Linked DNA regions of Mus musculus: all the other regions are linked to region 2. The links are chromatin loops, found by intact Hi-C in ENCODE. Cell type or tissue: heart. All regions are shown on one strand. Each heading gives the region's core, and the rest is flanking DNA. Links, peaks and the distances in the headings are about the cores only.

Region 1 (6,055 bases), core at 468-5,467, 180 kb after region 2:
GTCTTTCTGAAGCTGTCCCTGGACCCTCTGCCAGTCCTGTCCAACCCCTGTCCCTCACCCCCCACTGCCCAGGCCTTCCCCCTGGCCTGTGTATTGCAGGTGGGAGTTTTTAAACCACTGGGCCCAATGCCTCAGCGGCGTGGCCCTCACCCTAACCTTTTTCCAGCACCTTTGTTACCAGGTGCTCTGGACTCTCAAGGCAATAAATCAGGAGCTGTGGATGTGTGTGAAGAGTGTTATAGAGCAGGGGAATAGGGTGTGGATCCCGGGAGGCCATGGTCTCCATCTCTTCTGTCCTATTGCTGCTGCTGCTACTGCTGCTGCAGTGGCGTGCCTCCATGGCGCCCTCTGGTGGCCATCCCTTGCTCTGCCTCCCTGACTTGTTCTACAAGTTCTTGACGCAAAAATCAGCACAGCTTGGACTGGTGACGGTTTGTAACATTAGGAGGTGAGACTGATCACCTCTGCAGGACAGAGTAGGGGGTCACTTGGAACTTTCAGTGGCCTCCACCCCCGACCTTCATGCAACCAGAGGTGTGGGTTGCAGGTAGATCTGAGTGTAGATGGCCTTTGGTGACATGGGTCTGCCTAGGACCTCATCCTGCTTATAAGTTCTGAGCAGTGGGCTGACTCTTCCCTTAGCTGAGGAAAGGGTATCATGAGGGACAGGGCTGGCTATATGTGTGTCTTAGCCAGGGTTTTATGGCTGTGAACAGACACCGGGACCAAGGCAACTCTTACAAGGACAACATTTAGTTGGGGCTGCCTTACAGGTTCAGAGGTTCAGTCTGTCATCAAGGTGGGAGCATGGCAGCATCCATGCAGGCATGGGGCAGCTGTAGCTGAGAGCTCTACACCTTCATCTGAAGGCTACTAGTGGAAGACTGATTTCCAGGGAGCTAGAATGAGGGCCTTAAAGCCCATGCCCACAGTGACACACCTACTCCAACAAGGTCAGACCTCCAAACGGTGCCACTCCCCAGGCCAGTCGTATTTAAACAGTGACAATGTGTCAGTGTGGATGTGCTGGCTGTCTTATAGCACTGACATACTTAGGACGTGATCCTCAGGCCTTTGCAGACCCAGTCCCCTCTGTGCCCAGAACAGAGATCCAGGGCGCCTCTCACTGGTACCTGCTGCCTGCTTGCATCATTCCCTCTTCAAGTTCCACCTAGCTCTGGACTAGGTCCCAGAAACCATCCGGGCCCACGTAGACTCCCAGCAGTCCCTGTTCTTGCCTGTCCTAGTAGGGAGTGACAAGGTGTAGCCAAACTCAGTAATGGTGACCTTGTGTGGGCTGGAAACTCACTACCCCGGTGCCATATTTCCACAAAGTCACTGGTTTTTGTTTTTGTTTTAGTCTGCCAAGCTTTTTTTTTTTTTAAAAGATTTATTTATTTTATGTATATGAATATACTGTAGCTGTACAGATGGTTGTGAGCCTTCATGTGGTTGTCGGGAATTGAATTTAGGACCTCTGCTTGCTCTGGTCAACTCCGCTCACTCCGGTTCGCCAATCTCTCTCAGTCCTTGCTAGCTTCGGCCCAAAGATTTATTTATTATACATAAGTACACTGTTGCTGTCTTCAGACATACCAGAAGAGGACGCCAGATCTCATTACCGGTGGTTGTGAGCCACCATGTGGTTGCTGAGATTTGAACTCAGGACTTTCGGAAGAGCCATCTGACCAGCCCCAAGCTTTTTTATTTTTATTTTTTAAATCTTTAAATTTAAAAAAAATTATTATTTGTTTGCTGTATGAGTGCTCTACTGCAAGTAAATCCACATGCCAGAAGAGGGCATCACATCTCCTTATACGTGGTCTTGAGTCGCCATGTGGTGGCTGGGAATTAAACTCAGGACCTCTAGAGGAGCAGCTACTGTTCCTAACAACTGGGCCATCTCACCAGCTCCTGCTGTCCAAGTTTTAAGCATAATGTCACTGTCCCGAGAAGCACATAGTCTAGGGGCTGGGAGAGGACATGGTGTTGGGGATGCACCCAACTGAGGGCATGCAGGGTCTACCTAGCAGAGACTTCATAAGGCCCAGTGGATGTAGTGTGGCGGCTCTTGGGTGGCAGGCACAGAGCCCAGAGTAGGAAGGCTAGCTAGAGCGTCCCTTGGTGGATCTGGCCAGTCTAGTGAGTTCTGAAAAATGACAGGCTGTGATGAGAGATTCTCTTAAGCTCTGGGCCTACAGGGCCTGTCTGCCATTTTTTTCTCTTTTCTTTCTCTTTCTTTTCTTTCTCTTTCTTTTCTTCTCTCTCTCTCTCTCTTTCTTTCTTTCTTTCTTTCTTTCTTTCTTTCTTTCTTTCTTTCTTTCTTTCCTTTCTTTCCTTCCTTCTCTCTCTCTCTCTCTCTCTCTCTCTCTCTCTCTCTCTCTTTTTTTTTTTGGTTTTTCGAGACAGGGTTTCTCTGTGTAGGCTGTCCTGGAACTCACTCTGTAGACCAGGCTGGCCTCCAACTCAGAAATCCGCCTACCTCTGCCTCTTGAGTACTGGGATTAAAGGCGTGTGCCACCATGCCTGGCTCTGTCTGCCATTTCTTAAATAGGGACTGAGGGGGAGGGTCTGCCTGAGAAGGGATGGGTGGGGGTGGGGGAGGGGCTCTCAGGGAGTTAGGTACCCTCTTCTGGACTCTTGGGCTTTGTCTGGGGCTGGCTGGTGGGCCCTGCTGGAGGAAGATGCTGCCCTGGGTAGAGAGGCCTGCGGTGATGCTAGTCACTTTACTGGTTCCACAGCCCATGTAGAGCTCTCACCTCTGGACTCTGGAAGACCTTCCTTTCAGGCCCCGCTCCTCCCGCTCAGCGGTGGACATTATGGCCTGGGCTCCGGTCATGTGGAGTCAATCCCACCCCTGAGCTATCATCAGCAGAGTCTACCACAGAGCTTCCAGGTTGTCCCTGCCCAGCCTCTCCTTGTCTGTCACTGCCTGTGTCCTGGAGTCTTGCCAGCATCTTCTAAGGGCTTGGCTGGGGTACAGCAGAGGGCTCAAGGGTGGCAGGCAGGAAGCTGGCAGTTAGTACAGTTTTGGTTTTTTTTTTTTTTTTTTTTTTTTTTTTTTTTTTTTTTTGGTTTTTCTTTTGTTTTGAATCTAGATTTTTCTTTCAAGTGAAAAAAATGTTATACAACCAAGCTCTCTGGACAGGGCTGTTCTGGGGGTCGGGGGAGGTAAAGGTAGGGAGAATGGCTCAAAGTCACTTCTTGGATTTTGCTGACACCTTCCGAAAGAACGAGAGCTGTCTGGTGGTGTATTCCCAGATGCCGGGTTCTGGGTTCTTTCTGAGGTCTTTAAAAGCTTCAGGAGAGAAAGGACAAGTCAGGTCAGAGGTGACCCTGGCTTGGGAGTAATCCTCCACCACCAACTCTGGTTCCATCTGGGTAGGAGGCTCAGAGGGCCCTTTCTAGCCATTGACCAGCATGGAGTGCCTTGGTGGGGTGGGGTCTCTTCAGGAGGTTCGGGTCCCTGTCTGTGCCACCATCTGAGATGGCCATGCTCCAGGAAGCTGGGAGGGATGGAGACAGGCCCAAGGTGTGGGCCACTTACTGGAGGATAACAGCTGGATGTCCTTGTCATTTATCATCTGTGACACTGCCTGGGGATGGTTGCAGGTGGTGTACCCTGCGTAAGATGGAGAGAGAGTCATGGCTATTGGGTGGGGGCTGCTCAGACTCAGGCCCTCCTTCCCACCCTCGTGGTGGGTGGTCTGGGTGAAACAAGGGCTTCAAGCCTGGTCGGCCCATGCTGCCCACCTATAAAAAGAGCTGCCCAGGTCTTGATGTGGTGGTGACGGCTGTGTAGGCATTTGATGGCCTGTGATAGGTGGATGCTGAACTCCTCCTGGCTGCGGGTCATCTGGCCAGAGGAGAGCTCTCTTGTCACTGCCATTGGCCTCAGGGACTGTTGACCTATACCCTGCCAGCCTCACTTCCCTGGGAAGGGGAGTCCACGGGGGGGGGTGTGCATCTATCTATCTCAGGCCCCCACTACTGACCCTGTACCCTGGTCCCTCACCAGGAAGGTCCAGAGGAAGTGGCGGGCGCTGAGGCCGGTCTCCCAGGCTAGAGTGCAGAAGAGGGTGTGCCGTGGCTGCCAACGGAGCAGCACAGCACAGCGGTAGAACGTGAACTTGGCCTGCTGCGGAGACAGCCATAGGAGGGGTCACCCACTACCCATGGGTGACTGAGCCCTGGGGTTTCCACTCCCCGAGACCACAGCTGCAGTAAACAGCCCAGCAGCCTGCTGTGCTGGTGTCTGGGAAGCTGCTGTGGTCTCGGGGAGTGGAAGTGACCCGAGGGTCACAGTGCCCTGTGGAAGACAGGGAGATACCCAGCTCTGTCTGAGCTTGTTGGCTACTGTTGTCCCCTCCCCCGATGTCAGGGACTCCAGAGAGTGGAGCATGGTAAGGCAGGCTGTATTCATGAATCAGCAGGCACACTGTTGGTCTGTGTCCCACCATGCTCTTCTGTAGCTGGTAGACCCACAGATCTGGCTGGCTGAATACGGCAGTGTGTGTGGGAGGGATTGGTGATCTGGGGAGCCCTGTGGGTAGCCCGACCTGGCTTCCCTGTCCCTTTGCCAAGATCAAAGGGATTGCAGGTTGGCACTGACCATGACAACAGCTGGACACTGGTCCTTCAGGTGCAGGAGCAAAGGCACCATACTCTGGCATACTTGGGTCCGCATGCCGCTCAGCTCCCTGTCTGCCACCGTCGCCACCAGATCCCCAAATAGTGACATAGCTGCTGCTCGAACTTTGTCCTGTTCCTATGACGCAGGAACTTAGGTTCTAGTGTTTCCTAGCTTGGAGTCCTTTTATCTCCTCAGACTCCATCAGACAGGTTCAGGGGCCTGGGATAAAGTTGTTTCTCCTCCCTTGGACTCAGGCTTTCTCCCAGACAAGGCTTCAGGCCATCCTCACATGGAATTATCTTGTCCTCTGGTGCCCACTGTCACCCTGATCATGAAGGTAGCTGGGTGATTTATTCCCAGAGGGGTTGGACAAGTGTGACTTGGCACTCTTCAGCCATGAAGAAGGCTGAGCACCACCTGGTGGACCCCTGGCTAGATCTGGTGCACCCGTGGGCTCACAGCTTGGCAGCTGCCTTGGGTTCAGTGCCCAGGTACAGTGAGAAGGCAGAAGGGGTCCTGAGGCCCAAGGGAGGGGCGGGGAGGGCCCAGGAAAGCACACCCAGCCACGCCTGGCTCTATTCTCACGTCATCAAAGAAGTAGCGGGTGTTGACAGCGATGCTGAGACTCTGTGCGCCTGCGCCCTGTGTGCCTAGGCGGTGCAGTACATCCGAGACCATGCCCATAATGCCTACCACCACTGCCTCGTTCTTTTGGAAGAGGCCATTGAGGAAGGCTGGCAGCTGACCCTGGAGCAGGCTTTCCTATAGGGAAGGTAGTGGGCGGTGGGTGGAAGGCACAGGTCTGCCCCCTTCACCCGGCTTCACCTGGGGTACTTGACCTGAGCCTCTGCCCCTGTCTTGCCCTTGAGTCTGGGGTCTAGTCTGGTTGGGTGGGGTTGGTGAATAGATGGGTAGGTGGAAGGGTGGAGGAATGGGTAGATGGATGACTTCATTCATGGACAGGTGTATATATGTATGTATGTATATATGTATGTATGTATGTATGTGCATATGTATGTGAGTATGTATGTATGTATGGAAGGGCAGGTGCTATGGAAGGCCAGGTGGGTGGGTTAACAGGTTAAGGAGTGAGTGCTGCATTGCCTCCACCCCACCCCACCCCATTCTTAAGCACCCTCTGTTCTAGATGCAGTGCAAAGGGCTTTGTTGACCATGGTCACTCTAACGATTGGGACTGCCTTAACCTTGTGCACACATCTAAGTCTAGTGGTACTGGAGTGAAACTGGCTGATGGTCAAGGATATTTTGGGGCCTCATTAGAATTGTATTTCTGTGGCATCACCATGATCACATTTTCTCTGTGTACCTGTCTCTCCCTAGGGTAGATGAGTGGACATTTCTCTACTAGTGAGACCACTTGTGCCTATCTCAGTGTCTTCATCAGATGGAGTTCACTGACTA
Region 2 (6,055 bases), core at 339-5,338:
GCCCTGTTTTAAGTCAGTCCAGCAGACAGCATGGCTGCCTTGCTGGGCAGTCCCCAGGCACTCTCGAAAGCTCACATGCAGAGGGGTAAGCCTGTTTCTGGTGACAGCCATTGGAGGAGGACCCACCGGTGGCTTCACCGGCACAATCCAGGTGTTGGTTGGTGGCTGAAGGCAGAGGTTCAGGGGGAAGTGGCACAGCTAGGGGGCCATGGCGTTTGGTGCATGTGAGGTTGATGAGCGTCCGGTTTCAGTAGATGTTTTAGGATACTGACCTGTAGCACACATAGCCATGGTTGCTGCTCCCGCACAGACCACCGGCCACAGACAAAGGAAGCCATTAACCCCATGGGTTGCAGAAGCCAGTGGTACCAGGGAGATAAGGCAGCCAGGCTGCAGCTGATGGGAGGGGTCACCACACCTTCTATGACATCTGGGCCACTCCAGGAGGCTACTATCCAGATCCTGCTCTGTCACTCCCAACTTTGTCCAAACCGTCCCTCACAGGGCCCTGAGGATCTCAAGGATGGGAGTCTGAGGGCTGTGCACCTGTCGGTGTGAATATTCCAGCTGAGACCTCAGGCTAAGAACAGATAATGTCTCATAGCTAGCTTTCCAGATACCAGGAAGTGCCACCATGCCATTCTGCCCCCAGGCTGTGGACCACTTAACGGCTTGTACTCTCTTGCAGGCAAACTTTAAAAAATGTTTTGACTTTCACGGGAAAGAGAAGCGGGCTCCCTTCCGTTAGTAACCTGCGTGCAATTCTGTGGCCTGGGACCAGTGGAATTCCTGCTAATCCCCTACCACACAGGTGCTTTTCACGGCTAAATCCCAAGGTATTACAAAGCTAACTCCTCCGTTTGCATCCTCAGCACTGGCCACAAATGGGCATCTGCTTGACCCTTCCAGTCCCCTGGGTCCACGGAACCCAACCACCTTTCCTCTCGAGATCATAGGCCACGGAAGAGCTACTCAGGTGCACTCTCTGGGATGGATCCCAGTGCCCGTGAGTGCTGGGTCTGCAAGTCCAAGTCAGGAAACAGAAGTACCTGGTCTGGTCTGAGCAATACAAGCTTTGGCATCACCCACTGCAAAGCCAGCCCTCCTCCCTTGGCTTCTTTAACACAGAAGCAGTGGCCCTGATAGTTGTCCATTGGTGGCATCTCAGTGAGGGAAGGGCTAGGCAAAAGGGCCTGGCTACTTGTGTACCCTGGATGAGACAACATCCACCTCAAGGCCCATGGTTCACTATATTTATCTGCAAGGAAGCCCAGAAATCAACTCTATTATCACCCTTGGGTCTCAACCCAAGGGCCCTCACACTGGCCAGACCCACAGACAGAGGCCTTTGGATGCAAACATCTAACAGGCTCAGGTCTTAAAAAGTACCAGATGTGCAGCCTGATCTGACAGCAACAAACAGGCATGCCTCTGGCTCACTGTTCTTACTGGTTGTCAGCATTTTACTGGTGGCTTTGCCAAGACCTGTGCCATAAACACTGTCCTTGTGGTACTTCAGATTATGGTAAGTGGAAGCCATGGCATTTTAAGGTCTGGACCACTGTTTGGGGCGATCCTATTATCTCTTGCTCCTATGGGTGTGGTCTCTGCTAGACCCCAACCCCCCTGTCAGTTATTCAGCTTCAGTGGGGAAGGTCTGCAGAAGCCTTTGGGTGGGGTGTTGTGAGCAGCGTGTGACTAGGACCTCACACTCATTTTGATGGTTCCAGGTTTTCCCCACTTAAGTGTCCTATGCGTCCTTGCCTCCCTCTGTCCTCCTATGGCAACGTGGAAAAGCAGGGTGCCTAAAAACAAGAGGCTGTAGTCCTTTGTTTCAGGAATGAGGGAATACCATCTTAAAACTATGTTGCACAAGAGTGACCTGCTAAGGATGCTGGTTGGAGGGAGGAGCCCAGAAGTGCCTGCTTCCCCAAAGAGACAGAGCACCCCGCTGATGGGGCTGAGCTGGCTGGGGGCTTAGCACTGGGACTGTGTTTGGGAGTCCAACTTCCCCTACCCAAGAAAGAGACCTGCAATTCCATTCTCAACGGGGAACACAGAAAACACTGGAAGGTGGAGACAGTTCTCTGCAGGCATAGGCTCGAGGGAAGACCCAGGCAAGGGGAAGGTACCCTTGTATCCTGAGCTTGCCTCTGCTTCCCAGATATAAAACACTAAAGACGACAAAGTGCCACCTGTGTGGGGAATGTGGCAAGAGAGCCCAGGCCAAGGACATAAACACAGCGTTCCTTTGAAGACACAGAAAATTCAAGTAATTTATTTAAAAACTGCTTACTTTCATCTTGAAATATATATGTATATATATTTGCTTTAGAATGCTCATATTGCAGCATGATTCTCATGCACTTTAAAGTACTTTATGTAAAAACACCAACCGAGGCAACAAGAGCACGGCTCTGACTTCATCTGGGTACCATCCAGGGAGGTTCTCCCTCTCCTGAGTGCAGACCGAGAGACTGGAGTTGTTAAACAGAGACGTCGTTGGAAAGTCTTTACCCACAGCCGCACTTGCTGAGCCTGCTTCCCTGAAGCCCAAGTTCTGCTCGTGTGCAGAAAGCGGACACTGCACGGATCTTGGGTCAGCAGCCCGCCTGCTCAGGCAGGATCTTGGGTCAGCAGCCTGCTCAGGCGGATGCTTGCTGTTCTTTGCCTTCATCCCACTCCAGTGACCATCAGCAGAAGCAGGTGATGAGCTTGCAAGACTTCAGTTAGGTTCCAGCGAGGATCAATGTCAGCAATGTGGTAGGAGGTAGGCTCGGCCCCTTCCCGCGCCCTGCTCTGATGCCACTGTCTCCCACTCTCGAGGTAGCCGTGCAGCAGGACTCGGGAGCCGATGCTCACCTGGAGGAGCTCTGTGCCTGATTTCCAGCCAAACGTGTAGAGACAAGCTGAAGTGTCCCACGGAGCCAACAACTGCCCTGTGGTGGCTTCTGGGGAAGAGCACGAGGGTAGGGACTGGACAGACAAACTTGCACACAAGCACGCAGGAGGCACACTGAGAGTTCACATTCAGCCCTACTGGTTGGTGCTGTCCCTGGGTGGGATGTCTGGAGGCTGCCCTGGGGAATGGCTGCCTTCTGCTCAAACACCTCTGGGACCTTTCCCCAGCTTTGGTGTGTGGTCTCAGCTGTGCACAGGATTGCGAGCCTAACTCGCCAGAGATGATGTTCTTCTAAGAAAACCACAGTTGTGAAAAAGAAAATACTGTTTCTAAAATAAACAGAAAAATACTCTGAGGCGCTGCAATACCAGACTGATGCTGAAGGTGTCTCCAACAGACACCTGCTGGGCAATCTGGAAACTACGCTGCTGTCTGCTGCCTTCAGATGATATCTGCCAAGGGAGTCAGTTTCTGCACTTCCAATTACTGGTTTAGAAATGCAGACCCTTATGTTTTCTAAATTGCTTATTGACTATGCTGTGAATATTTCACAATTTAAAACATGCAGAATGATATACCTGCAGAATAAAAGACAGCTGAAATTAAGTTCTTTTTCAATAAAAAAAGATTTCAAATGATTTTTTTTTAATCGTGGGAAAGGTAAATTAGTGTGATATTTTTGTCTAATAGCTCAAACCTACCCTACACCTAACACCTACTGAACTTGGACTGTGCTCTGGGAAGGAACTCCAGCTCGCATGGTATGGGCAAGCCTAGCCCCCAGTGCGCCCTGCCCTCCAGTGTGGAATGTACCAGCGGGGGCTCACACCATGGACTCCGTCTCCACCAGCCCCCGAAGGCCCCCTTTCCGAGACAGCTTCAGTACAGTGGGCTTCTCACTGCCCGCTCCACCCTCGCCTTCGCCAGCGGGCCCTGAGGACAGGCCTTTCTGTTCCTCCTTAGGTTCCTCTGACACCTCAGGGTAGATGACCAGGAATGTGGCTGTCAAGAAGCCCAGGAAAGAGCCTACAGAGGCCACTATGGGGATGACAACGATACTATTCACAGCGTCGACCACGCCCCCAAGGGCAGATGCAACCAGGATCTGGGAGATGTAGACCTGACAGGAGAGGATGGCGCAGTCAATGCCAAATCCACGCTTGGAATTCCCCGGACTGTGGTGGACATACTGCAAGGGAAGGGACACAGGTGTGAGGGCACAGAGAAGGCGGTCTTCATTAGTACCTCAAGGCTATGCGCACTGACTGCACTGAGGGAGAAGACACACTCTCCTAAGCTAGGCAGCTAGCAACTGGATTCCCCAGAGCCCAGCCTGGCACTGGGCATTAAAAAGAGAGGTAGAACATTATGGCTCATAGCGGGAAACACAGAAGTAGTTCTACAACCTAATCAGGACCTTATTCCCCAGAAAACTACCTCCAGTCCTAAGAAAGAGAGGCAGGGCAGACATAGGGGTGCCCCCCCTTACTCTGAAGATCTCCTTGGAGAGCAGGGAGCTCTTCACTCACATGCATGTGGGCTCAGGTGACAGAGCAGGGAACACCAACCAGGCAGTTCTATTTGTTCATGTTTCTTGAACAACATGAACATGTGCATGCCTGGCACAACATGGCTATACTCACCCCCAAGTCTCCAAAGGAGACTTTGTCCTAGAGATATGAAGGCCAATCTACCCAGAAGATGGAAACCACAATCAGATTTTAGACTTGTGTACACCATAGTCAGAGGGAGATTTTAAAGACACCTTGCAGACACCAGAAAGAACAGAAGAAAAGCCCGCCTTACTCAACCGACAGAGGCCACAGGGCGCACCACCCATTTCACCATATATGGGACATGCTGGGCCACAGATGGTATAATCAATCAATTTAAGGGCTGAAATCACATATGTATGCTTTCTCTAATTTTAATTATTAGAAACCAATCTACTACTACTATCATTAAAACTCCAAAATGTCAAAAATTCACCATCATACTGAATAATCATGCTGAATTCAAATCATGGGTTCAGAATAGAAATCAAGACAAAAAAATCTGTGTACATAGGGAGACAGATGTCAGCACAGGTGTCTGTCTTCCTCTGCCACTCCTCACCCTGTTCTCTGAATAGGGTCTCTCACTCAGAAGAGGGTGGTCTAGGCTACGAGCCCCAGGGGCTGTCTTTGCTCCCTGGCACTGGGGTTATAATTATGGGCGCATGCTACTATACCCCAGGTCTTACCTGGGTCCAGGGTATCTAAACTCAGAGCCTCATGCTTGGATACTACCTTTATCTACTAAGCTATTTCCCCTAGACCTTAGGAAAATCTCTGAAAAAAGATTTTTTAAAAAGTAATACAGTATCTGGGTGTGGCTATCCGTATTATGGATCTCAGCACTCAAGAAGCAGAGGCAGGGGGACTCTGTAAATCCCAGGCCAGCCCAAAGATACTAGTGAGACCCTGCCTCTGAAGGAAAAAAAGAAAAGCTGTATATTGAAACCTCTAGGTGTACATGACAGCTCATGTCTGTAATCTTAGCACTCACTAGATAGAGACAATAAGGTTTCTGGGAGTCCAGGCTGAGCTCATAGGAATTCTTGACCAACACAGGCTACAATGTGATCACAGAGGTGACCCTGAATAACAGAGCGGAGCAGCTCAGGATGCGTGGCATCAAGACCTACTACAGAGCTTCCTACTTTAAAGAAGAATGAACCACACCTGCCAAGAACAGAGAGAACTGGCCAGAGGCACAGTACATGCACTTACATGGCCATCTGGTGACAAGGCTAGCAAGTGGTTTAGCCTTAACAGTTATGAAGTCTGTAGAGTAGTGATCTATAAAACACCACCACCGTTAGGAGTGGGTGTGGTGAGCATGAACTGAGAGAATTGATTTTGCTTTAATGATTAATGGGATCAAAGGTGTGCACCGGCGTACCAGGTGCATGCTTGTTCCTTTCTTTATAAAATAAGGTCTTAAGTAGCCCAGGCTGGCCTTGAACTTGCTATAAAGGATCTTGAGTCCCAGTGCTGGGTGTATAACTGTGCTTCCTCTACACCTGGCTCCAGACCCTTTACACAGGGCCCAACGGTAGCTCAGAAGCTGTGGCTAACAGAGTAGCTCTTCAAAAGCCACAGAAGTGAACGG
Region 3 (6,055 bases), core at 322-5,321, 62 kb after region 2:
CAGAAGCAGGCAGATTTCTGAGTTTAAGGCCAGCCTGGTCTACAGAGTGAGTTCCAAGACAGCCAGGGCTTCTCAAAAAACCAAAACCAAACCAAACCAAACCAAACCAAACCAAACCAAACCAACCCAACCCAACAAACAAAAACCAAAAACCCTAAAACAATGGAGGGCTGGGCATAGAGTCATTATCTTTTACTCCAGCATTGGGATGAGGAGCCAGAGGCAAGAGGGTGCCTGGAACTCACTGGCCAGCCCCCAGGTTCAGTAGGAGACTCTTGATTCAAAGTTAAGGTAGAAATCTGTAGAGGAAGATACCCAGTGTTAGTTTCTGCACGCGCGCGCACACACACACACACACACACACACACACACACACACACACACACACGCGCGCACACACAGTGATGGAGAGCTACAGTGGTGGCAGTGAGCACCGCACAGGAGGCCCTAAATTCAATCCTGGGCCTCCAAAAATTTGATGGAAAAATACTCCCTCCTTACTCCAAACCAAAAATCACACTCTGCTGATTGGCTGCACTTCCCTCAAGTGGTGACTAAGTTGCTGGCAACAGAGAGCTATTTATTATCCTTTGGCTTACAACATCTAAGTGACTGCATAAAATTATGCAGTAGGACTTGTACACAAAGTACAGTGTCCACTGCATCAGAGCCAAATGCATGCCCACCTCAACACCTCAATCTTTCTTTTTTATCTTCTAGTCTAAAATGTGGCTTTTCTCACTCCAGATTTTCCCTTGTCTGAAAAGGGGGATGTGGTGGCTAACCGAGTCATGTGGCTGCAAGTTCAAGAGACACTAACTACAAGATCTCAAGCCAGGGGTTGGCTGTGTAGGATCCATTGGCCACGCAAGATCCTGGCATAGCAGGTCCCATGCCAGGGCCCTTCCCTCTCTATCAAACTGTCCAGCTGGGAAAACCCTTCTGTAGATGTGGGAAGGTTCAGCTGGAGACAGGGAAACCTAGTCTGAACAACAGCTCCCAGTTCTGGGCTTGAAAGAGGAAAGGAAGCTAAGCTTAAGGTTCAAAACTATAACTGGGCGGTGGTGGCACACACCTTTAATCCCAGCACTTGGGAGGCAGAGGCAGGCGGATTTCTGAGTGAGAGGCCAGCCTGGTCTACAGAGTGAGTTCCAGGATAGCCAGGGCTACACAGAGAAACCCTGTCTCGAAAAACCAAAAATAAAATAAAATTAAATTAAATTAAATTAAAAGAAAAAAAAAAAAAAGGATCAAAACCGTAAAGCAGACCCCAGAGCTTACGACTGTTCTGGGTTCCGCTTGTGAGCAGCCTGGCACCCTCAGAGCCCTGCACTCGGAGGCCATGCCTAGCATCAAATAAGGATGAACAAGACAATGAGAAGGTTAGCCCCTTTTAAAGGAAACCCAAGCCAGGAGTGGCAGTTCACGCTGGGAATCTCAGCGGTTTTGGGATAGAGGGAGGAGGATCACAAGTCCAAGGTCATCCTTGGCTCCATAATGAATTTGAGGCCAGAATGAGCTAGGAGACTCTGTCTCAAAAAAGCAACAACAAAAATGGGCTCCTCCAGAAAGCTGATTCAGTGGTTAGAGCACTTAGTCTTGCATAAGATCTGGGTTCAGTTCCCAGCACCCATGTGGTGGCTTACAGCCTTCAGTAACTCCAGCCCCAGGAGATCCTCTTCTGACCCCATTGGACGCAGGCACAGTAGGACATACATTCACACACATAAATAGTAAACACCAAAAATAATAAAGTCATACACACAAAATAATAAAATAAATAAATCTAAACAAAAAACCACCAACAACCACACCTAAGCATTAGCTGAGCCACAGGGAATTTGGAACTGTCCTCTCTCTGGCCTCAGACTGCCTGGCCTTCCCACAGCTCCCAAAAGCCCAGCAACAGTATCACTGGAGACAGATACACTCGGCCATCCACACTGCCTGTCGGACTCTCTGTGGCACGAATACCCACACCCTCCAAGGAGGACACAAGGCTGGCCTCTTGAGAAGGGGCATGAGGAAAGCTCACAGTAATTACAATGAGAAACAAAACACAAATGGGCTATGTCTGCTGAGTCTGTGGTATCCACTCTTTTCCTTTTTTTAAATAGGTCTCAGGCTAGAGAGATGGCTCAGTGGTTAAGAGCATGGACTGCTCTTCCAAGTTTGATTCTCAGCATCCACAGCAGACAGTTCACAATTCCCCAAGACTCCAGCTCCAGCGGGCTGGGAGGCTAAGGCCTCTGGCCTCTGCAGCCTACACGCTCATGCACATATCCATACAAAGGCACACATATATAGCTTAAAACAAAATTTAAATATTGAAGAAAAAGGGGTCTCCCTACATATGCCAGACCGAAATTGAACTTTCAATCCTGCTGCATCAGCCAGCCTTCCTAATGCTACAGTGTTTTATTCTTAAAAACACTTCACAGAGCCAAGCACCTTGGTACAAAAGTGTAATTCCAGCACTTGTCAGGAGGAGGCACCCAGGAGGTAGGAGTATCAGGAGTCCAAGGTTAGTTTCAGCTATGAGACCCGGTCTTTAAAAAACAAAATCCCAAACACACACAACCAATAACAAACCCCAGGCACACTCCAGCCTTCACATAAAAAGCAGGGCGGTGCCAGTCCTGAGCCTGACCAGGCTCCTCAGGCTGGGAACAGGGCTGTTTTTTCCCCTAGCATGGAAGAGGCCTCAAGTTTCTCTGAAAGGGAGTATCACAGGGCTCAGAACTTGATAGTGCTGGGGGGGGGGGGGGAGGGATGGGGGGGGACGACGACACTCGAGGCACATTTTGAAAGTTCCCATTTAAAAAGTCCCTTGTTCATTGACTTTGGTGGAGCAGTTACGCTAATGCAAACAAGGAGAGCTTGTCTAGGAGCTGGTGGGGGAGGTGCTTCAGCTGAGCCCTCTGTAGACTATGGTTTGTGGGGTCTTCTCCCCCCCACGATGGCTTTTCATACATGAGACTGTCCCCACTGCTGAACCTTTACTGGACACCACTGAGCATTTGTGTTACCTGGCCTGCAGTCAAGGCTCTCTCCTAATGGCATATCACTAAATGTACCTTCGGTGACATAATTACATTATGATTAAAAAAAAAAAAAAAAAACAGGGAACCACTGGAGGCGAGCATAGAGTAGCATCTTCACCCACCCTTAACAAGAACACAGCTTTTAGCACATTCTGGTTCCACAAATTACAGGCACAGTTCTGCCAGGGGTGTTCCCCAGGAGGGCACTAGCAATTTGGGGTTGTCTGCCACCTACAATGATCACCAGCCACTCTTATTCCATGCCAGGCCACAAATCTGTCAGAAACCACCCCTGGCTGGCTATCCAAAGCTGGGGCACCAGGGTCCCCAGGACAATGAGAGGGCACAAGGCAGGGCAACCAAGGCATCCTAAACCCCACCACCCTTGTTCAATGCCCTCATCTGCCTTCCTGATAACAGATGAAACCAATTCAGCATCCCCTGGACACCAGCTCGAATACCTTCTGAAGATCCTTCCCTGCACTAGAGACCAGGAGTGGCAGCATCATAGCCCCCTTCTCCCCAGCAGCTCCGCAGGGCAGTCAGACAAGGGCAAGAACGGTTTACTGCTCCCCCAGCCCCGACTCCCTTCTCTCCAATAAGCAAAGTTGGAGGGTGTTAAAAGCAAGCTACCTTGGAGATAACCCGGTCCAATCTCTGGCCTGCTTTCACCACGCAACAAGGGCCAAAGCTGCAGCACACAGCGTCTCCGCAAGGAAGCCAGTGAATCTTCCAAGGCACAGGGTGCTGGCCCTGGGCCACCTCCCTTCACAGTCTCCGGGTTAAGGCAGGGATGTTTCCCAAATAAATCACCCCCACATATACCTAACATGCATTTCAAACCTTTCAAAGGAACAACTTCTCTGCAGCAGTCACAAAATTGACCACAATCAGCCCGACTGCCACTCAAGTGTAGGATTTTCAGATGACCTACTTCCCCAATCTCTCCCCCAAAGCACTTGATTTCTTCATTATGCTGGCGTCTCTTCCCACCTGGAGCCCACACAGCTTCAGGCCAGGGTCACTGCCTCTCCCCCTTCTCAGCAGCGTCTGCAAAATCTCTGCAGAGCCTTAATCAACTTGCTCTTCTAATGCAGGATTCGGAGCTAAGCAGCAAGAAGGTGTTGTTCACATTTGTTTCCAAGGTGGAGGAGGCTCCCGGTTTCAATGACCAGCCATTTGTCACCCTTAAGCAGTAAGGCGCCCCTCCAGCTTTTCACTTATGCTTTCCTACTACAAGGAAAAATAACAGAGGAAAAGATTTCCACCACACCCTACCTGTCAGCAGACAGTGGAGCCAGCTGCAGAGAATTTGCTTAGAACACACTTCACCGTGCAGTGTGGCGACCCAGGTGTACTAAGGCCCACCCGAGGAGTTTCTGGGCCTAGATGACCACTAGAAACAACTGCTTCAATCGCTCATCTTCCAAATTCTTTTTTGTCAGGCATTCATCTTTCTTTGAACACCTCAGTACAACAAGAAGCTGCAAGCCCCATGTGTGGTCAGCTAGGGGACCAGAAGGAGAAACTAAGGCAGAAGTTGAAGCCATATCCTGTCGGTATCCCGCGGGCAATGCACAAAACCCTGACTTCCCCAGGACACCTAGTACCTCTTCCCACCCATAGCTGGCCTCACCTTGTAGAACTCTTACGAATAACTAACCAGTAGGCTGTGCTGCCCAACTTGGACATACCTCCCCTGGAAAAGCCCTCCGCAGGAGTATGCTCTCCGGGCGCCCATCTAGCGTAGCACACCTTGGAGAGGAATGGGTTAAGCTCAAGGGACTGGAGGAAGATTGGTCTCGGGGAGAGGGACGGGGCTTCTCCAAATCCGAGGCTCTGCACCCGGAGCGGAGCGTAATGCTCCGGTCTTCTCCAGGGACGAGGTGGGCTTCAGGAAATAAAAAAAGGTGCCTGTAAAGGGTCAGGCCACCAGCTAGCAGCGCTGCAAGCAATGCGTGTTTGGGGACAAGAATAGAGAGCGGTGACCCAGGAGCATTTCAAGGTGGTGGGCCCAGAGCCGGTGAACTCCCAGAAGTTAGCAAGGGCTGGGCAGAGGAGGGTGTGCACCCAACGCCAGAGGCGGGAGGTTGAGTGCTGGGGTGTCCCCGGGCGGGTGTGCAAGGAGTGCACACACCGCGGCCGCAGGGCCCGGGATGCGGACCAGCAAGGGCAGGTGCGGGATGCACCGCAGCAGCCCGGTGGGGGCGGGGAGAGACGCGGGGTCGGTCGGGCCACCGGTTCGAGGCCCCGACCGCGCGGAGGGGGGCGGGGCGGCAGGTGCGGCCGCTCACCTGTCTCCTCCGGCCGGGGCCGCGGGGCTGGCGGGGCTGGCTGGCGGCTGGGGTGCGGGGCCCCGGGCGCACCGGGGCGGCGGCGGGGCGTCCGGGCGGCGGCTGCGCCCTCGGCGGCGGCCGGCCGGGCGGGTCCGTCAGTCAGCTTCTCGGACGGGGTGCGAGCGCTGCGAGGCTGCGGCCAGCGCGCGGGGACAACGCCGCTTTATCAGGTCGGAAACAGCCGCTGCGCGCCGCTTCCGCTGACGCAGCGCCGGCCTGCGCCTCATGACTATGCAGTGGACTCTAGGGGCGGGGCCTGAGCCGCGGACGTCCATTGGTCAGGAGCGGCCTGTGGCCCCGCCCCTACGAAGGTCCCGCCCCCTACCGCGCCCCGCCCTGGGCCTGTTGGTGGGCTCTAGAAGCGGTTGTGCGTTTGGCCGCCCTCGCCTGGTTTTCCTGCCAGACACCCTCAAGGTCTCCAGGCCGCAGCTGTGTAGCGCGCTGTGCTCACCCTCCGCCAACAGAGCTGCACCCCTCCTGAGAGCAAACTGACTGCTTGTAACTCCCCCATCCTTATTCCTTCCCAACCATCGCACTCCCTGGGCATCTCCCCTTTCTGAAGCACTTTGAACATCCTTCCAATCCTGTGAGCCCTTGGGAGAGTTGGGCAGGCTGTGACCCATGCATGCCCAGGGCACCCAAGCCTGGGCCACAGAGCCGACCTCTTCCCTTTGC
Region 4 (6,055 bases), core at 667-5,666, 110 kb after region 2:
CCCAAGAGTGTGTGGAATAATGGAATGGCGGGCTGTGTTCAGTGAACTATGCCTTGCTCCCTCCTGGAATTTTTAGCATAGCAACCTGAGGAATGAGGGTCATCGTGACCATTTTAGCAATTAGGAAACAGCAGCTCAGAGAGGCAAAAATCACAAAGCCAAAGGTCACATCAGCCGAGAGCTAAGCCTTGCTCCCATCCCAGTTTTCCAGCCACATAGATTTCATGGGGGAACCCACCTCGAAACCAGAGCTGTGCTTGGGTGGGACCTGGGGCCTCCTTCCCTCCATCTCTTGCCCTAGCTCTCATGGTGATGCCCTCATATCCCACTCCCCCATGTGCAGGACTGTCCTGCTCTCTCAAGGGTCCGTGGAGAACTTGATAAGAGACACAGGCTGCAGTGGGTGGAGCTGAGCCCATCTCAGCAGGGCTCCTAGAAGCTGCCATCTATAGCTTCTATAAGGGAGTAGGAGAGGGAGGGCTAGAGCCAGACCTGGCCTGCAGGGCTTGGGAATGACCTGTGACCACACTCCTCTTCTCAGACCATTGCCACGTCTCACGCTCCTTAAGGGTCCTTGACAAGCACAACAATCCCAAAAGTTCTCACACTGAGGGACTTGGGTGGCCATGGCCAGAAGGCACAATCATGGGTAGGAGGTGTGTGGAAGTCTCTGGAGCTAAAGAGAAGATGTCTGATTCATTTGTGGAAAGTTGAAGCTTTGAGCTCCGCCCCCCATTCCCGTCCCCCATCTTCACTGCTACCTTTGCTCCAGCAAAGAGCTCCTGGCAGAGGGGCAGGTGATGGACTTGCTCGCTTTTTGAATGGTGACAGGCTTCGGGCAGTGGAAGAAAGGGTGGGAGAGCTACGATCTGATCAGAGAGGTGGCAGGCATTTTGCCTGTCGCAAGCTCTTGCTGTGGCTGGACCGAAGATGGTTCTGGAACCCAGAAGCCCTATGGCAGGCTAGAAAAGCTGATGGAGCCAGCCGTTGGTTGATAGTGGCCTGCCATTCCATCCTATCCTCTGCGGCCAAGCAGCTTTTATGGCAGTGTCCCAGTTCTACCGGGACACTGGTCCCTACTGGCCTACTGGTCCCTAAGGCCTGCATTATCCTCTCGGTGACTTCATGGCAGAGGCCCAGGACTGCATGCCACTGGCACCTGGCATACTTCCATCACTCTGCCTGCTGCTTCTTTACTGCCTGGCTTAGGGCAGTTGCCAGCACTCTGTGGTTGGATATGTAAGGTGCTGTTTGCTGGTACACCCCTATCCCCAGACCTGTTTTTCCTGCCCACGCAGTGGGCTCAGTTGCCAGCCAGATCCTATGACTCAGGGAAAGCAATGTTCTGGGCTCTCAAATAGCAGAGTGAATTATGGTTATTTGTTTGTTTGTTTGTTTGTTTGTTTAGAGGTAGAGTCTCTCTATGTAGCACAGGGTAGCCTGGAACTTTTGATCTTCCTTTTTTAAAAAAAGATTTTATTTATTTTATATATGTGAGCATACTGTCACTGTCTTCAGACACACCAGAAGAGGGCATCAGATCCCATTACAGATGGTTGTGAGCCACCATGTGGTTGCTGGGAATTGAACTCAGGACCTCTGGAAGAGCAATCAGTGCTCATAAACACTGAGCCATCTCTTCAGCCCCACTTTTGATCTTCTTGCCTCAGCCTCCAGACTCTAATGGTTATAGGCACGCACCTCTGTGTGTGGCTTGTGCATACGATTATTTTCCCTTACTATTTATGTATTTCGACCTTCTGTGTAAGTGTTCACTTGCATGTATGTATGTATGTATGTGCATCACCCATGTGCCTGGTGCCCGTAGAGGTCAGAAGATCATGATGTATCCCTAGGAACTGGAGTTACAGATAGTTCTGAGATGCCATGTGGGTTCTGGGTACCGAACTCAAGCCCTCTGTGAGAGCAGTCAGTGCTCTTAACCACTGAGCCATCTCTTCAGTTCTGAATAAAATATTCAAACTGCTGACAATGGGTGACCCTGGGGTGCTTTCTGCTCTCACAAATCACCTGTAGTTGTAGTTAGGTGTATCTGGAAGGAGGGTGGTGACTCTGTCCACAGAGCCCACCAGTTTATGGCTGTAAAGGCAGGAGGCTTAGAGGCATGGCCCAAGGGAGGGAAGAGACTTGCTTTCTGTCAAGCCCCACCACCGATCCTGGGGGTGACTCCAGGCCCAGTTACTTGATGTCCCTTCCTCTTTATGTCCTCATTGTCATATAGGGAAGACAATACTTGCTTGGCAGTGTGGTTAAGAGAGTGGCTCTCCAGCGTGTTAGCTTTATACTGGACAGAGTGGGACTCTGCTCCTGGATTAGGGCATAGCTCACACACTGTGGAGCTGGGCCTTCAGGCTCCAAGGCCAGAATCAGCTGATCTCTTTGGTTCCTGGCTGGCGCCAGGGTTTAAGTGCTTACAGACAACTGGTTTCTTGGCTGACACTGTACACAGTTTACAGGCAGGGACGCCTCTGAGCCTAGAGCGTGGTTTACTCGTGTAATGCATCAGGAGAAACTAAGGTCAAGGTTGCAGGCCTGCTCAGCCACAGGGCCTGGCCTCTAATGGCGTCCTTAACAAAAGGACAGCTAGCTCTCTTTCTCTCCACTCCCAGGCACTGCACATTCACATGCCAGGCAACAGGCTGGCAAAAGCATCAGGCTGCGGGTAGCTCGGGCCAAGAGCCAGAGATCAGGCTCATTATCCCTGGGTCAGAGAGCCTCTACCCTGCTCAATCCTCACATCACACCCCAGGGCAGCCCCCAGCCCCTCATCAAAAGCCAAGGCATCCCCTCTGTTTCCCTGTCTCTAGGCAATTGCTTGCTGTGCTGTGCTGTGCTGTGCTGTGCTGATATCTTGCTCTTCAAGTGTGGCCTTTGGATGCTCTCCCACAAGAGTCTCGGTGTCTGCCTCAGACGGAAGTCCTCCCGGATGGACATTCTACCTGTGCTGAGCTCAGGGTCCCTTCTGCAGGGAAGGGTACATTCAGAGATGACTGACTGCCCATATACTTCCCATCAGCACAGATGAGGACATGGTGTAGGTGCTCAGGACCCAAGCTGTGTAGCTGAGGAAGTGGTGTGGGTGTGTGACCACTGTGCTGCCCTCAGTGAGACCCTCCAAGACGACAGCCATATGGTGAGGAAGTCCTCCCAGGACCCTAGTAAAAAATGGTGAAGGCTCTGCCCTTTGCTAGAACTTGTCCCCCTACTGGGGAGGTCCTGCCCTGCAGTTGGCTGAGCACAAGGGCCTCTGTCTTCTAGACTTGGTGCTCCAGGTGGTGGAAAGCCGGCTCCTCTGGATGACTGTCCGGATTTCTGACACCTGTTCCTAGCCAGCAAGCGCCACCTGGTGGCCTCAGGTCACAGATACTCCGGTGCAAGTGCTGTCTCCAAGGCTACAAGTTGGCCTCGCTCAAAGATCTATTTCAAGTCAGGATGAAGCTCAGTCGGCTTGCACCTGGCCCGGAACCTGGGAACTGCTCTTTTATCTCTGACCATTTCTGATGGGTGGGATGAGTGCCAGCTGAGGATTCTATCACCGAGACCACAGTGTGTGTTGGTATGTGCTTGTGTGTGTGCACGCACACGTGTGCAAGTCTGTCTGTGTGTGTACATGTGTGTGTGTGTGTGTACATGTGCTGCTGGGAGAGAGACCTTATATTACATGAGGCATAGCATAAGAGAAGAGACTGAGTGAAGAAGTGAATGGGCTAGGCTTTCCTGGGGAATACCCCTGTTTTCGTAAGCAGCTCAAACGAATCGCTAATTATTAAATGTGGACTACCAAAGACTGCCACATAGATTCCCGAGTCTGTGCACATGTGTATACATGCCCCCTCATGTATTCTGACACACAGATGCACAGACTCATTACACACACAGGCGCCACACGCAGGATGCACTTAACACACAGGCTCTGTGACTGCAGACACAGTGTGCCTCCTAGCCACCTCATGCTCCTGCCACTGTGCTTGACTGAGCCCTTCTTCAACTCTAAGCCTTAAATAAACCCTTTAGTTTCGTCTTTTTTTTTAAAAAATTTATTTATTTATTAAATGTAAGTACACTGTAGCTGTCTTCAGACACTCCAGGGCGTCGGATCTTGTTACAGATGGTTGTGAGCCACCATGTGGTTGCTGGGATTTGAACTCTGAACCTTCGGAAGAGCAGTCGGGTGCTCTTACCCACTGAGCCATCTCACCAGCCCTAGTTTCGTCTTTTAAAATATTTTTATTTATTACTTGTTGCATGTGTGAGAGTGCAGGTGGGAGTATGCCGTGGTGTGCATGTGGCAGTCAGAGGACAACTCACAGGATTTGGTTCTTTCCTGTCACCTGGTGGGGCATGGGAATGGGACTCAGCTCTGTCAGGCTGGCATGCAAGTGCCTGTTCCTGCTGAGCCGCCTTACCAGCATCCTTAAGGTGTTTCTTTTCAGTTGTTGAGTTATGGCAATAAGGAAAGTAACACAGAGAATTGCTGCGGGAAGCGGGGTCCTGCCCCTCAGGAGACCTTTCCTATCGATCCAGCCAGAGTGCAGAAAAACGTCTTTCTATTGGTGCTGCTTCAAACCCATTCAGAAAGACAAGAAGGTGCGCAGCTCTGCCTTTTCCTCAGACCTCCATATCTGGGCTACCTGTAGGAAGGTATCACCCACTCTGAGGGTGGGCCTCCCTTCTCAGTTAAACCTCTTTGGACATGGTGTCTCCCAGGTGACTCCTTTTCCTTTCAGGTTGTCAGCCATGACAAGCATCACGTGCACACACATGCATACAGACACACGGACACCTATGCAAAGGCTTATAACCATGTATGCACAGACTTATACCATACATACACATATATACATGGATATACATACATATAGACTTATACCTGTGTATATGCAGACTCACACATAAATATACATACACAAATATACATGCACATGCAGATACATATACAGATTAACATCCATGTATACACAGACTCACATGTCATACATATACACATATCTATATGTATACATACATGCACACACAGACTTAAAGCTATGCATACACATACTCACACATGGTGTACATATATACTTGTACACACATGCATATACAGGCATATACATGCAGACTCACATCTATGTATACATAAACACAAACTTACACGTACACTTTCATATATATCTGCATATGCACACTATATGTATATATGCAGATATACATTCAAATGACTAGAAGCATGTGTTTCCGTGTTTGTAGACACATGTACCAATATATGTATAGACACTTATTTGTATGTTTTTCTTCTGAGACAGGGTCTTATTATGTAGCCTATGGTGACCATGAACTTGAGATAATCCTTCTGCATTGGCCACACACGCTCACTTATTCTTGTATTCTCACTTTAAGGTAGACAAAGTCCACTAAAGGTCAGAAGAAGACCTTAAAAGAACATGAGCAATTGGCAGAAAAGTGGAATGTCCTGTTCCTTTGGTTTGGACCTTCCCAGGACGCCTGTCCTCATGAGGCTATGAACTCTGGAGCAGGGCTCTGGAAACTTCCCTGATATGACCCATGGCTTTGCTCTAGGAAGAATGAGGTGGGGACCTCAAGGTCTCAGGTTCCCCATCACAGACAAGAACTTGACATCATGGGTCAGTGTGGTGGGGAGGCTTGGTACATCTTATCACTGTAGGTTTGGGTGCCTTTGCTATGCAGGGGTGGGAGGTAGCAGCCCTGGTCTGGTCAGGAAGTGAAGCCCACTGGGACCTGGTCCCTACTCCCCAACCTGAGGTGCTTCCTTTGTTGAGTAAAGCAACAGGAGGCTGGAGCCGTAGGACTCATGATCTTCTTAGAAACCTGGTTACTGCCGCCAAGAAATGACAGGCTTTGTGTGGGCAGCAGATGAGAAGCAGGAAGGTGGTAACCTTGGTTCCAGCTCTTCAGAGCCCCATCCCAGATTAGCAGGCTCTGGCCTCCAGTGCCTTTCCTACTGTGTCCCCTGTGAATTGGTGGTTTGTGGACCCAGTCCATGTAAAATATAATGACTGCCCCAAACCCGGAA
Region 5 (6,055 bases), core at 580-5,579, 200 kb after region 2:
GAAAAAAAATGAGAGAGAGGGGCCTTTTCTGCTTCAATACCCAAGTTGGGAGGAGGGTACTCTTCTGGGAATTTGAACCATAAAGCCTATTTTAATGCCCAAATTTCTGCCACCAATGCAGCCCCCAAACTGCCCAGCAGTTCCAGTAGGAACTTTTATGTCTAAAACCATCACAAATGACTATGCCCAGGTGACTGGAAGAAGCTGATGTAAATCCAGATAAACTTAGCCACGAGACTCCATTGCTACGAGGTACACAGACTCTGTAAATGTTATCGTGGGGACCGTGCCTGGAACTGAGGAAGACAGACATACATTTCAGCAGCGAACGGAAATGTAGCAGTAAATTGGTGGGCACTGGAAATGGTGCTGCTTGCTGAGATCGGCACTTTCCTAGATTCCTTAAAAGACATCACAGAGCCTGGTGGGAACGGTGCAACTGTGGCCTCTTCACTGGGAGTGGAGAAAAAAAACTTACCAGCCCTATAGGCAAGCTCCATGCCCCCTCCTACACACACACACACACACACCTCAAGGCTATGCAACAGAGGCAGATAAGAGAAACTTCTGGAGAGTGAACACAGGGCAAAGGGAAGCTGGGACTGGATCAAAACCACCTTCAGTAAGATGAAACCACTTGAAGTCTTAAAATACAGCGGAGGAGAGAGAACTCTGAGAGGTCAAAGCACCAGCCACGGGGGAGGGAGTTAAACAGTAAGCCATCTTCAAATAGCATGGGGAATAAAAAAGAGAAAAGGAGAAGACAGTGGAGGAGGAGGAAAGATGGAAGAAAAGAAAGAAAAAGAAGGAAGGATGAAAGGGAGGAGGAAGAAGAGGGGGTGAGACCTGGTGGAGAAAGGGAAGGAAGGAAGGAAGGAAGGAAGGAAGGAAGGAAGGAGAGAGATATCCCTGTCAAAGAAGAGAAAAGGACCCAAAAGAATTAGAAGGCATATGGTGCTGGTGCCTACCACAAACCCAGTCTTGGAGATGGCTTGGCCTTTGCTGTACTGACAGAAGGTGGAACAATTGAACTGAAAATCCCACAAAACATTCCAACAGCGCCAACAGTAGGAACAACATGAACAGGGGCGTGGTTTGCCAAAGAATGGCCTCCATAGGCTCATAGCTTTGAATGCTTGGTCATTAGAGAGTGGCACTGCTTGAGAAGGATCAGGAGGTGTGGCTTTGTTGGTGGAAGTGTGTCAGTGGGGGGTGGGCTTTGAGATTTCAATCTCTCTCTCTTGACCTATAGAATAGAATGTAGCTCTCAGCTACTTCTCCTGCACCACAGTTGCCTGCCATAATAACTGACTAATCCCCTGTAACTGTAGGTAAACCTCCAATTAAATGTTTTCTTTTATGAGAGTTGCTTAGGTCATGGTGTTTCTCTCCACAGCAATAGAACAGTGACTGAGACATACAGCTCTAGAGTTATTGCAAAAACTAGAAGACAGGAGTCAAGAATCCACATTCTGCCAAACGAAAGCATGGTCAGGCCTATCACAGCAGTACCGCAGTCCCCAGTACCACCTTCTGTCTTAGCCTTTTACTGTTGTGAACAGACATCATGACAAGGCAACTCCTATAAGGACGACATTTAATTAGGGCTGGCTTACAGGTTCAGAGGTTCAGTCTGTTATCATAAAGGTGGGAGCATGGCAGCATCTAGACAGGAATGGTGCAGGAGGAGTTGAGAGTTCTACATCTTCATCTGAAAGCTGCTAGCAGAATACTGACTTCCATGCAGCTAAGGTGAGGATCTTAAAGTGACACGCCTATTCCAACAGGGCTATACCTTCTAATCGTGCCACTCCCTGGATCAAGCATATACAAACCAGCACAGTAAACTTTTTTTAAACAATGAAGTGAACTTGGTGGATATATTAAACTCCACATTGAGATGACAGGCTGTACTTTTTTCTTGAAGACCCAGGCATCCTTCACATAAACAGTTTAAAGGATCAGGGAAGTCCAGAGACCACATTTGAATCTGAACACAATGGAAGTACAAAGTTGCTAATGGAAACTGGACACCTCCCTGCTGAGATGAGAATTCTCCCTGGAGAAGACTGTAGGCTCTGGGAGCACTACAGAGCACTGTGGAGCAAAGTTAGCACCCAGGGCAAGGACCTGTGAGCTGTGGCTGGTTGGTAGAACCTGACCTGGGAAGGAGGAACTGGATAAGAACGAGGGGGAGAAGGTAGGCAGGACAGCAGCATGCTGGCCCCACCAGAGAGAAGCTTGCTGGATCCTGGAGGGGTAAGAGATCCAAGGAGGAGTTTGGGTGAGGGACAGAGTGGGAATTCTAGTTTGGAAAGGGGAGAAAGCACTCTTAGCTTTGAGCAGGAGTTCCACTATCAAGAAGTGAGGAGTGACTCAGGCCAGGTATGGTGGATGCATGCTGGGGGGCATGGACGGAGGATGTGGGATCCAGAGGTGGGGTATTAGGGAGGAGGGGGATCATGAGGAGTAAGGAGAACCATGGTCTATCTCCAGGGGTCCAGTGGCATGGGAGAAAAGGCTGAGGTGGCTGCAGGAGGCTCTCAGAAGAGTAGGAAGAAGAGAATGAAGACCAGGGCAAGGCAGAGGGGGCTATACTGATGGATGCTGAGGCTCTGTGGTTGTCAGGGTCCTGGCAGGAACACTCTGGAATTAGGGAGCACTTAAGTTGGGTTGTGGAGGCTGGGGCAGATGTTTCATGTGGAATGCCAACAGGGAGCATGCCTAAGTAAACAGAGCTGCTGACTGCCTCTTATATGAAGCATTCTGGGTTTCCTGTAGGCTGTGATGGACAGACAGGAGGCAGAAGCTGTGGCTCTGGCCTGGGGGAGGATGGAGGGTAGGTAATGGGGTCAGTGAGGGGGATAGAGCTAGGTACCTGTCCAGGGGCGAGGAAATGTCTAGGAAGGCAGCCACCAGCTCTGGGATGTGGTTTCGGGCCAGTAGGGTGATGACACGCAGGGCACTGTCCTTGGCTTGGGGCATTTGGATGGTACAGAGGTGGTGGTGGATGGCCTGGCCCATTTTACCAACCTGCTCAGGGGTAGGGAGTAGTGGGATCTGGTGGGGGATCTCGCCTACCCTGCACACCTGACCTGAAGCAGACTGAGGCATCTGGAAAAGTTGGCACCTCTTATCTTCCACTGGGGTACCCTTCTCATCCCATCGGGCTCATGACACACTTTCTCTCTCTCTGCACCTACTGGACCATTCTATTCACCACTGTCTGTATCCTGTTACCCCATCAGACCACAAGCTCTAGAAGCTCTGGTCTGTTTTACCCTGTCACCTCATTTCTCTATGGTCCAAGGCTGCACTGAACTAATGTATATTTATACCATGATCTAGCTGTTGTCATCAGGTGACTCTATGAGTCACCCCTGCATCTACCCATCTATCCATTTATCCATCCCTCCATCCATCCATCCACCCACCTATCTGCCCACCCATCCATCCACTCATCCACTCACACACCCATCCATCTATCCACCTATCCACCTATCCATCCATCCATCCATCCATTCATCCATCCATCCATCCATCCATCCATCCATCCATCTATCCATCCATCCATCCATCCATCCATCCACCCACCTACCCACCCACCCATCCATCCATCTATCCATCAATGGGATTGTCTGCTGCCTGCAGTGGGATCCCAGTCTTCCTCATGGTCCAGAGAAAAGGCCCTAGATTCTGCCTATTGCCTAACCCCCTACTCTGCCCCTCTCCTCCCTGGCCCTGGGTGGGGCCCCAACCCCTCACAGTCGACAGGCTGTCCCCATGCTCCTGGATGACAAGGAGAAGCAAATCAGCAGCCGCTTGCACCCAGGAAGAGCTGGAAGAGCCCAAGCCCTCAATGGCTGTCCAGATGAGGTCAGTCAGCTCTGCCATTTCCAGATGATCAGCGATCTCCTGTGAGAGTAGAAAGCGTGTCACCTTATCACTTCAAATTCCTGTGCCTGACCCCACCTCCTTTACAATTTTCCTTTGTCAGATTCCCTAAATCTCTGGGCATCCTCTCCTCTAAGGTCTTGGTGTGGGCCCAGTACACAGTCTCTTCCACCTCCCCGCCCGTCCCCACCCCCCTCCGGTCCCTGCCAATGCCTAGGGACAGGAAGAGAGAATACGAGGGCTCTTTTCCCCAGTCCATGTTGGCTTGCTCTTGGATGCTTTGTTTTATCCTTTCCTCTTCTCCTCTTGGCCCTAGGTCATCCACATGTTGTCCTGAGTTCAGAGTAGTGCTGCCCATGGTTAGGCCCCACTCCTCCTTATTAGGGTTTTAATTAATGAGACTTGAATGTCAGAGTTGCCAAGGATCTTCCAGGCTACCTGCTCTGATCTCTAGTCCCAGAGAGGGACCATGGAATAGGGTGGGGAATATATGGGCCAGTCTGGTGTGGAACTCAGGACTACTGTCCCATGCATGCCTTTGAGCCTCCAGCTGGGCCCAGAGTTTCTGTTCTAAACTTCTCCATGCTCGGAGAGTACACTGCAGCTGCTGAGTTCCAGAGTCCATGGGATCAGATCAAGTCTTGCTTGGGTACCTCACAGACTCCCTGAACTCACAGGTCTTATGCTGTGTCAGCAAGGGCCATCCAGCTAAGGCCAGTACCTAGATCATAGCCTCAGATTGTGGCTTCCGAGGAAAACACAATTCAAACTCTGGTGTGAAAGGAGTGGAAGAACTGTAATGGAGAAACACTCTAGAGAAGAAGGTTGGAAAAATTAGAGAAAGGGATTTGAGGAAATCCGCAAAGGCTCTTGTACAAGGTTCACACTGTCCAGTGTCTGCTGGTGTCCCTCTCACCTGCCTGGCTCTCCCTCAACAGCTTAGAAAAGAATGTGTTTATCACTGCCCACAGATGTGGCAGTCTGCTCTGGCTATGCACCCACCCAGCTGAAAAGACTTGAAAGGCTTTGACCTTGAGGGCTTGGTTGCTGCTCATGGAGAAGATGCTGTGATCTTTGGATGCCATCCTCCGGAGGATTGGAGAAGAGCCCTTCTGGTCTCCACTACCCCAAAAGGCAGCTCCATCTGCATCAGGCCCGAACAGGTCCCGAGGACTTTCCCTCTTCACTTCTAGAGTTTCTCGGGCTGGTCAGGGCAGGCAGGGATGTGAACAGGACAGAGTGGGCTGGAGTTATAGGGCAGGGCAGGAGTCCAGCTGGGACCATTAGTAACTGGCATCAGGCCTGGGAGTTTTGGGTTCGGGGGTTGCGTTAGTAGAAGGTTATGGCTGGAGTCAAGGCTGGGCTGATGGTGGACTTGGGGAAAGGTAGAGTTCAGGGGTGCTGGTATGAGCTCACCCAGGCTGAGGTGGGAGAGGGCCAGGTGTGCTGTGTCGCTGAGAACACTCACCTTTCTGGTACATCAGAAGCTGATAGAGATGGCCCAAAGCTTCTAGACTGCAGCTGTGGATGTCCCTGTTAGAGTCCTGGCACAGGATCCCCAGCGTGGCCACCAGCTGCCCGATCCTTGTGAAGTTCTCTTTGGTCTATGTAGAGAGCATGACATTGAGGTGGGCTTACCTACAGCATCTCACTGGCTCCTCATGCATCCTAGAATGGCCTCCACCAGAGGATATCTTGCATTGTGTGGTAGGGGTTGGAGTTACGCAAAAATAAAATGACTTGACTCCAAAACTTAGTAATCAAAAGAAAAGAATGGGGTAGTGATATGTGTTTATGTGTGTATACAGATGAGTGGTGTGGCCTTAGAACAGGTTCTATGTGTCTTAAGACAGTGAACTTGTAGGAGACTATCTAAATTGTTATTCTGATCTCAGTTTTGGATCCAATAAAATTATTTATAAAATAAGCAGCCACTCTGTGGACTATAGTTACATTAAAACAAAAAAAGGATTTATTGAGAGACAGGGTATTCAGAGATAGAATGGTCTAGGAATGGGTGCAGAAACCATTGTGACTTGCACTGGTAAAAGCCATTGTCACCTGGCAGTGGTGGCACATACCTTTAATCCCAGCACTTGGGAGGCAGTGACCAGTGGATCTTTGAGTTTGAGACCAGCCTGGTCTACAGAGTGAATTGAGA

What was found. A loop is a pair of places that touch in the nucleus more often than their neighbours do. Peaks named below come from ENCODE experiments on the same cell type or tissue, not always from the same donor. Only the 100,000 strongest peaks of a DNase experiment are listed, where the experiment ranks them.
Region 1: a loop joins it to region 2, with 2.9 times the contacts of the local background. A loop is called at or near these places in 4 of 42 quality-filtered maps.
Region 3: a loop joins it to region 2, with 2.6 times the contacts of the local background. A loop is called at or near these places in 14 of 42 quality-filtered maps.
Region 4: it touches region 2 in a loop (8-fold over the local background); 23 of 42 quality-filtered maps call a loop at or near these places.
Region 5: it touches region 2 in a loop (2.6-fold over the local background); 5 of 42 quality-filtered maps call a loop at or near these places.

Annotation. Positions count from the first base shown.
Region 1 is chr15:73,757,008-73,763,062 of GRCm38, forward strand. Ptp4a3 (protein tyrosine phosphatase 4a3) reads left to right here. Exons shown (of 6, transcript NM_008975.3): 6 at 1-1,759. Among named protein-coding and RNA genes, the nearest start is that of Ptp4a3, 12 kb to the left of the region's middle. In heart, for the core only: a CTCF peak has its summit at 1,675; DNase peaks (open chromatin) are centred at 2,824 and 3,634.
Region 2 is chr15:73,578,040-73,584,094 of GRCm38, forward strand. Slc45a4 (solute carrier family 45, member 4) reads right to left here. Exons shown (of 8, transcript NM_001033219.4): 8 at 1-4,091. The coding sequence ends at 3,726. Among named protein-coding and RNA genes, the nearest start is that of Slc45a4, 44 kb to the right of the region's middle. In heart, for the core only: a CTCF peak has its summit at 3,283; no DNase peak of the experiment used is centred there.
Region 3 is chr15:73,640,156-73,646,210 of GRCm38, forward strand. It overlaps a transcript of Slc45a4 not described here. Among named protein-coding and RNA genes, the nearest start is that of Slc45a4, 18 kb to the left of the region's middle. In heart, for the core only: a CTCF peak has its summit at 2,472; DNase peaks (open chromatin) are centred at 546, 3,676, 4,726 and 5,116; H3K4me3 peaks cover 2,374 bases; H3K27ac peaks cover 1,976 bases.
Region 4 is chr15:73,684,445-73,690,499 of GRCm38, forward strand. It overlaps a transcript of Gpr20 not described here. Among named protein-coding and RNA genes, the nearest start is that of Gpr20, 20 kb to the right of the region's middle. In heart, for the core only: a CTCF peak has its summit at 3,372 (motif pointing left); DNase peaks (open chromatin) are centred at 1,057, 2,547 and 3,357; H3K27ac peaks cover 501 bases.
Region 5 is chr15:73,778,083-73,784,137 of GRCm38, forward strand. No RefSeq gene overlaps it. Among named protein-coding and RNA genes, the nearest start is that of Ndufb4c, 29 kb to the right of the region's middle. In heart, for the core only: no CTCF peak of the experiment used is centred there; a DNase peak (open chromatin) is centred at 2,994; H3K27me3 peaks cover 812 bases.